Regions from separate parts of the Mus musculus genome. Here region 2 is linked to region 1. A link is a loop called in an ENCODE intact Hi-C map of the cell type or tissue named here. Cell type or tissue: left cerebral cortex. All regions are shown on one strand. Each heading gives the region's core, and the rest is flanking DNA. Links, peaks and the distances in the headings are about the cores only. Region 1 holds the start of Zbtb7a (zinc finger and BTB domain containing 7a). Region 2 holds the start of Thop1 (thimet oligopeptidase 1).

The links. A loop is a pair of places that touch in the nucleus more often than their neighbours do. Peaks named below come from ENCODE experiments on the same cell type or tissue, not always from the same donor. Only the 100,000 strongest peaks of a DNase experiment are listed, where the experiment ranks them.
Region 2: a loop joins it to region 1, with 3 times the contacts of the local background. A loop is called at or near these places in 1 of 42 quality-filtered maps.

Annotation. Positions count from the first base shown.
Region 1 is chr10:81,134,910-81,137,804 of GRCm38, forward strand. Zbtb7a (zinc finger and BTB domain containing 7a) reads left to right here and starts at 1,362. Exons shown (of 3, transcript NM_010731.3): 1 at 1,362-1,790. In left cerebral cortex, for the core only: CTCF peaks have their summits at 1,029 and 1,598; DNase peaks (open chromatin) are centred at 577, 1,138, 1,370, 1,671 and 2 more places; H3K4me3 peaks cover 2,313 bases; H3K27ac peaks cover 2,220 bases.
Region 2 is chr10:81,067,609-81,070,503 of GRCm38, forward strand. Thop1 (thimet oligopeptidase 1) reads left to right here and starts at 2,475. Exons shown (of 13, transcript NM_022653.4): 1 at 2,475-2,670. The coding sequence starts at 2,655. In left cerebral cortex, for the core only: no CTCF peak of the experiment used is centred there; DNase peaks (open chromatin) are centred at 1,716 and 2,402; H3K4me3 peaks cover 804 bases; H3K27ac peaks cover 961 bases.

The DNA of each region.
Region 1 (2,895 bases), core at 184-2,683:
TAAGGACCGGGCATTTGGAGGCTGACATCTCATATTGTGACAGACACACTTAAAGCTAAAGCAAGGATGGCCAGTCTCCATACGAAGGGGAACTGAAGGGGAAACTGAGGCCAGGCGCTGGTTCTAACTCCCCGCTCCGCCCCCTCCCCAGAGCCAGATCCACAGTCAGGTCGTCTGGTGGCTGTGGCGTGCTGGAACCCGAACCCAGCAGGCCTGGTGAACCGGGATGTCGCCTGTCCCCTCCTCTGCCTTCCCCTCCCTCTCCAGACCTCTCCCACGACCAGAGAGGAAGTGGGAGAGAAAAGGACAAGGGGGTGAAAAAAAAAGAAAGAAAGAAAGAAAGAAAACAGAAAACGCAGGGTTGGATTCGCACTTTCCTACTTCCCACCTCTGTCCTGCGGAGCTGTGCGGCGCCCCTGCGAGGGTCCGGGTCCACGCCCCACACCAGCCGGGCCAGCCAGCCGGCTGCGGGGAAAATTACAAGGCCTGGAAAACAACCGTCCTTCCCCGCCCCTCGCCAACCCCTTCCCCGCGCTACGCCCCTGGCACAGCCGGGTGGAGGCGACTGTTTTATGTAATCGCGGGGCGGCAGGTTTGCTGGCTGGCTGCACCGGTGAGGGCGGGACCCCCGAGCTCAGCTGACATTTCGCGGCCCTGCAAGTCTTCCCCTGGGGGGTCCCTGGTATGGCTTTGGTAATTTAAGGCGCAGATGGGGGCGGGGGTGGACGGAGACCCGACACTCTAAAGCAACCTAGCTGTACTTGCAAACTCTGGGTTCCTCGCAGTTTGAGTAAACTGAGGTTTATGTGGGGGTTAGGGGACCTGGAGCTCAAATGCAGACTCTGATCTTTTTTCTTCCTTTCCTGGGTTCTTTGCACTACTTGGGTAAACTGAGGCCAAGGATGACAGGAGCGCCGATGCAACCTCGCCGACCTTGCAACAGACCTTTTCTTCTCCTTTCGATTCCTTGCATTATTTGGGGAAACTGAGGCTCAGAGAAGGGAGATGCGGTACCATGGCAGCGCCCTGGTGGCCTTGGAGAGAGGTGTGAGGCAAGGGACCGTCACTTCCTCGCCTTCATCTCAGCTCCTTGGGCCAGAGGGCCCCTTACGCCCCGGCACCCAGTCCTCCGGGTGCGCACCGCACTCCCGCCCCCATTGCCAACCCGGTCCCGCCCCGCCCCGGGCTTCGGGGGCACAGCCCGCGCCCCCTGAACCCCGCCCTGCGCGCACAGGCCGGGGCTGTTTATCTGCGGCCCCCACCCCCTGAACCCGAGGGGCCCCTCTTGCCCGCCCCCAGCACCCTGGGGTGCTCCGGGCCGTAGATAAGCCAGCAGGCTGGCACGGCGCCGCGCACGGGGCGGAGAGGTCACGGGCTTGCCAGGGGAGGGGCCGATGGGTCGGGGCTGCGCCCCCCGCCCGCCCGGCACCCCCAAATCCCTAATCGCAGCCCGATCTGCTCTCGCGGCGCAGCCCCGCGGGACGTGGCAAGAGCCGACCTGCAGAGCCTGTTCTGGCCGCGGTGGCCGGGGGGGCGGGCTGGGCGTGGGGGTGCCGGCGCTGCGGCACCTTTAAGACGAGGGAGGACCCCTCTTGCCCTCGGACAAACCAGGAAGGGAGTCGCGAGCATCATACGGGGCTTTGCGTACTGTACGGCTACTGTAGGGGCAGTGACGCCGCCGCCCGCCCGAGCGAGGTCCGCGCCGCGGGCTGCCCCGATCGCGCGTCCTCCGGGCTCGGGTCCCCGCGAGGTAAGCTGCCCGGGCTGAAGGGGACTCCTCTCCCGGAGAGGTGGGTTTTGTTTTTCTTTTTTTTTTCCTTTCTTTCCTTTTTAATTTCCTTGCAGGGTGGGGACGCGGCCGGGGGCGCAGTGCGCACCCCGAGAGCCCGTACGGAGCGGAACGGACTGGATGGGGGATCTGGGGCGCCTCCGTAGCTCAGGGGTTCTGGAGACCAAGATTGCCCGGCCAGAGCCGAAGAGGAGTCGGGAGGCGGGGGGGCTCCGCCCGGGTCCCTCCGGGGCGAAGGGCACAAGCCCGCTCCCGATCCCTCCTCCCTACTCGGGCGGCACGGCCTCAGGGTTCCCGGCGCGCGGCCCGCGGGGGAGGGGAGCCGGGCCTCACCGAAGGCGAAGGTGGGGGCTGAGGGGTGCGTCGCGTGCTAAGTTTGCAATAGGGCCCGGGGCGCGCCGCTCCCCTTTCCGAGTGGTAGTGGGCAAGCGGGGGGCGGGGAAGGCCTATCCGGGATTGCGCGCAGACGTTGGAGTTGGCCAGGATGGAGCGCCTTGGCGGAGGGGGGGAGGGGGCTGACAAAACAGGGAGGGGGGCTTTGCAAAAAAAAAAAAAAAAAAAAAAAAAAAAAAAAAAAAAGGCCCGAGAGAGGCGGAGGGAAGGGGTGAGGGGTGGAGTGTCTGGGAGGCGGGCGCGTCGTCGCGGTTCTCCTGGGCTCTGTAGTTCTTTCGCTTATCTTCAGTGCTTGTTGTTTTGGAAGGTGGCCTTGGAGAATAAACTACAAATCCCAGAGTGCCTCGCGATAGCGGCGGGTCAGGGAGGGGCGTTGCGGAGGAGGGGCGGTGAGTGGCAGACCTGAGGGCCAATGGATACTAGAAATCGTCCGGCGCGGCGCTGCATGGGGGTGGAGCCTGCGTTTGGGCGGGGCCTGCGTGCAGGGGCGGGGTTTATGCAGAAGAGGCGGAGCTTCCGCGGCTCCCTCGCCCGGGGCCGGTGGCGGTCCCGGCTTCCGGCTGCCGCCCCTCCCCTCCTGTTGTGTAACCGTTCTTAGCCCCCCCCCTCCCGTTCGATATTTTAATTTTTCCCCCTTCCCTTTAGTTCCGGACGCTCAGGGAGGAGGAGAAAGGTTCCTCCGCAAGACTGGAGGTTCCCTCCCCAGGGGAGGG
Region 2 (2,895 bases), core at 290-2,789, 67 kb before region 1:
GTGTGCATGTGCCTTGTGTGACATGTCTGTGGTAGACCGAGATTGAGGTCCAGTGCCTTCCTCATTCATTTCCACCTTGGATCTCAAGCCAAAATCTCCCATTAAAGCAAGAGCCTGCAGATTCTGCTGGTCTAGCCTGGGCACTTGCTCCTTCAGAACTCTCCTGTCTCCTCCTGCTGCCAGCTTTTTTGGGTACTGGGGGTTCAAACTTCCCAACACGGTGAGTGCTTTGCCTGCAGATACATCTTCCGGGGCAGGGGAGTTGTTTTGGGGCAGGGTGGTGGTGGGTGTAGGCACGCACCATTGATGACCAGTGTCAACTGTCTCTTTGGTTGGATCTAGAACCACAGGGAAGATGGCTTCTTTGATTGCCTGTGGGGAATTTTTTTTTTTGAGACAGGGTTTCTCTGTGTAGCCCTCACTGCCCTGGAACTCACTTTGTAGACCAGGCTGGCCTCAAACTCAGAAATCTGCCTGCCTCTGCCTCCCAAGTGCTGGGATAAAAGGCATGCGTCACTACTGCCCGGCGTAGGGGGATTATCTTGATTATGTCAGTCAAATGAGCCAGGAAGGCCCTCAGTCTTGACTCTGGAGAGGCCATTTCCTGGGCAGATCCTAGACTGAGTAATTTCGAGCAGATTTCTGGACCTTGGACCAGGAGTGACTATTGCTTCTCCCTACAGGAACTGTACTTTGAGATGCGTGTTAAAATAAATGCTGTCTCTCCACTATCCTATGTTTTAAAAGTTGCTTATGTGCTTGTGTGCATACACTTAAATGTATGTGTGTGCACCATATGTACACAGCACCTGCTGTGGCCAGAAGAGGACATGGGGTCCCCTGGAGGTGTGAGCGGCCCTGTGGTGTGGGGATCTGAAGTCCAGTCTTCTGGACTTGTGCTATTACTGTCGATGTTTCTGCTCAGATGGAAGGGCACACGGAGACACGGAGCTCAGGAACCACGCAGGGAGCCCTCTCAGCAGAGGTGTTGCAGTTCCCAGGGGAGGATATCCCCGGCTGAGCTGAGGAGCTCAGGAGCCTTGTTTCCCCGCACCCCGCTCTCCCACCCCCCACCCTCTCTTCACCTCGCTTCTTCTTGGCTCTTCCGATGAGAAAGTCACACCAAGCAGAAAATCTCATGTAAGAGATTTATTGGTGGGTTCAGGGTGTGGAGAGATGAATCTTCCCTCTTCTCCTGGGAGTAAAACATTAGGGAATTAGACAAAGGGCGGGGCTTACATAGAATTTCTTAGGAGGCAGGGCTTTTCAGGGCAGAGATTTCCAGATTAACGATTGGTGGAATTTCAAGTCCTGAGCTTGAGGAGCTCAGGGATTGGTGGGTTTTCCTGTTCGGGGATTGGTGACTTTTTTCCCCCTCACCCTCTTTACCCTGCATCAGGCCCATGGGTTAGTGTGAAAGTCCTTCCAGGCCACAGCCAACTTTTGCTGAGGCGCCATCTCTGTGAGGCTGCTCAAGGAGGCTGGAGATGAGGTCCTATCACTGTGGGACAGTTCCTGTAGGACAGCTCCTGCAGGGGTGTTCTTGAGGGGCAACCTCTGTTGTGTTGGGAAAGGTGATACACTACTGTAGACAGTTCTTGTGACAGCTCCAGGCTGAGGAGATGTCATGGTGCCAACATTTTAACAGGAGCCGCCAACAGCTCCTAGGAGGCATCTTAACGTGCCACAGGCTGGTGCAGGAAGGAGGGGCCAGCCCTGGCTTTTGCAGTACACCGATTATCAACTACACTTGACCACAGAGCCATCTCTCATGTTTTTTCAGACAAGGTATATAGTCCAGGCTACTCCTGCAGGTTGCAGGTTGGGTCAGTTTTGTTTTACTTGGACTGAAATTGCAGGTATAAGTCAGCACACTCAGCTTACAAAAACAAAACAAACAAGCAAAAACCCGTGGCGGTTCTCACTTGCATTCCCAGAACCCAGGAAGCTGGGGCAGGAGGATTGCTACGAATTTGAGGCCTGTCAGCAAATTCAGACCAGCCTGGGCTACATGAAACTTTGTGTCAAAAAAAGGAAGGAAAGAAGGAAGAGAAGGTTGGAGGGAGGGAGAGAGAGAGAGAGAGAGAGAGAGGGAGGGAAGCCAGGCATGCTGGAGCACTCTGGTCATCTCAGAACTCAGAAGGTGGAGTCATGAGGAACTGGCTGAAGAACAAAAAGAAATGAATTGAACGAACAGACCAAGCACAAACGCACACAGCCTGTATAGAGTGAAATCCTCACAGAAAAGGCAAGGCAGAGAGGGTGTTAGGTTTCCATGGAAACAGCATCCTGGCGTTCCGAGGGTGCGTAAGGCTCCGCCTCACTCACCTATGACAGCCAATTGCGGGCTCCACTGTGTTCAGCGCATGCGCAAAATCGCACCACTGACAGGGCAAGCTCGGGATAATGTGGGCGGAACCGCGATGCACCGGCGCCAGACTGGTTGTTCCTGCGCATGCACACTCGCGTTGACCAGCTGCCTTCGCGCGCACGCGCCTTCCTAGCGTGCTCGGAGCTCGCGGGCGGCGGGCGCCTCAGTCTGAGAGCCACAGCAGAGGAACTGGCTCAGGTGAGGCGAGCTCCGAGGAGATCCGGACCGCACAGGCGTGAGGACCAGAGGAGGGCCGTCGCCGCCTCGCGCGCAGCCGACCGCCATGAAGCCCCCCGCAGGTACCGGTCGCCCCTCGCCCAGGCCCTCCCTTTCTCTCCTCCTTCGGGCAGATGGAACCTTTGGGATTCCCGACCCTGACCCCTTCGTCTGCAAAATGAATGAACTAACTTTCCCATGACTTCAACCTCTTGATAAACTGAATTTTAAAAGAATACTTTTCTCATGCTCCCTGCTATTCTAACTAGGGTAAGATGGACTGCCAACGGGGCGATGAGCAAAACCCA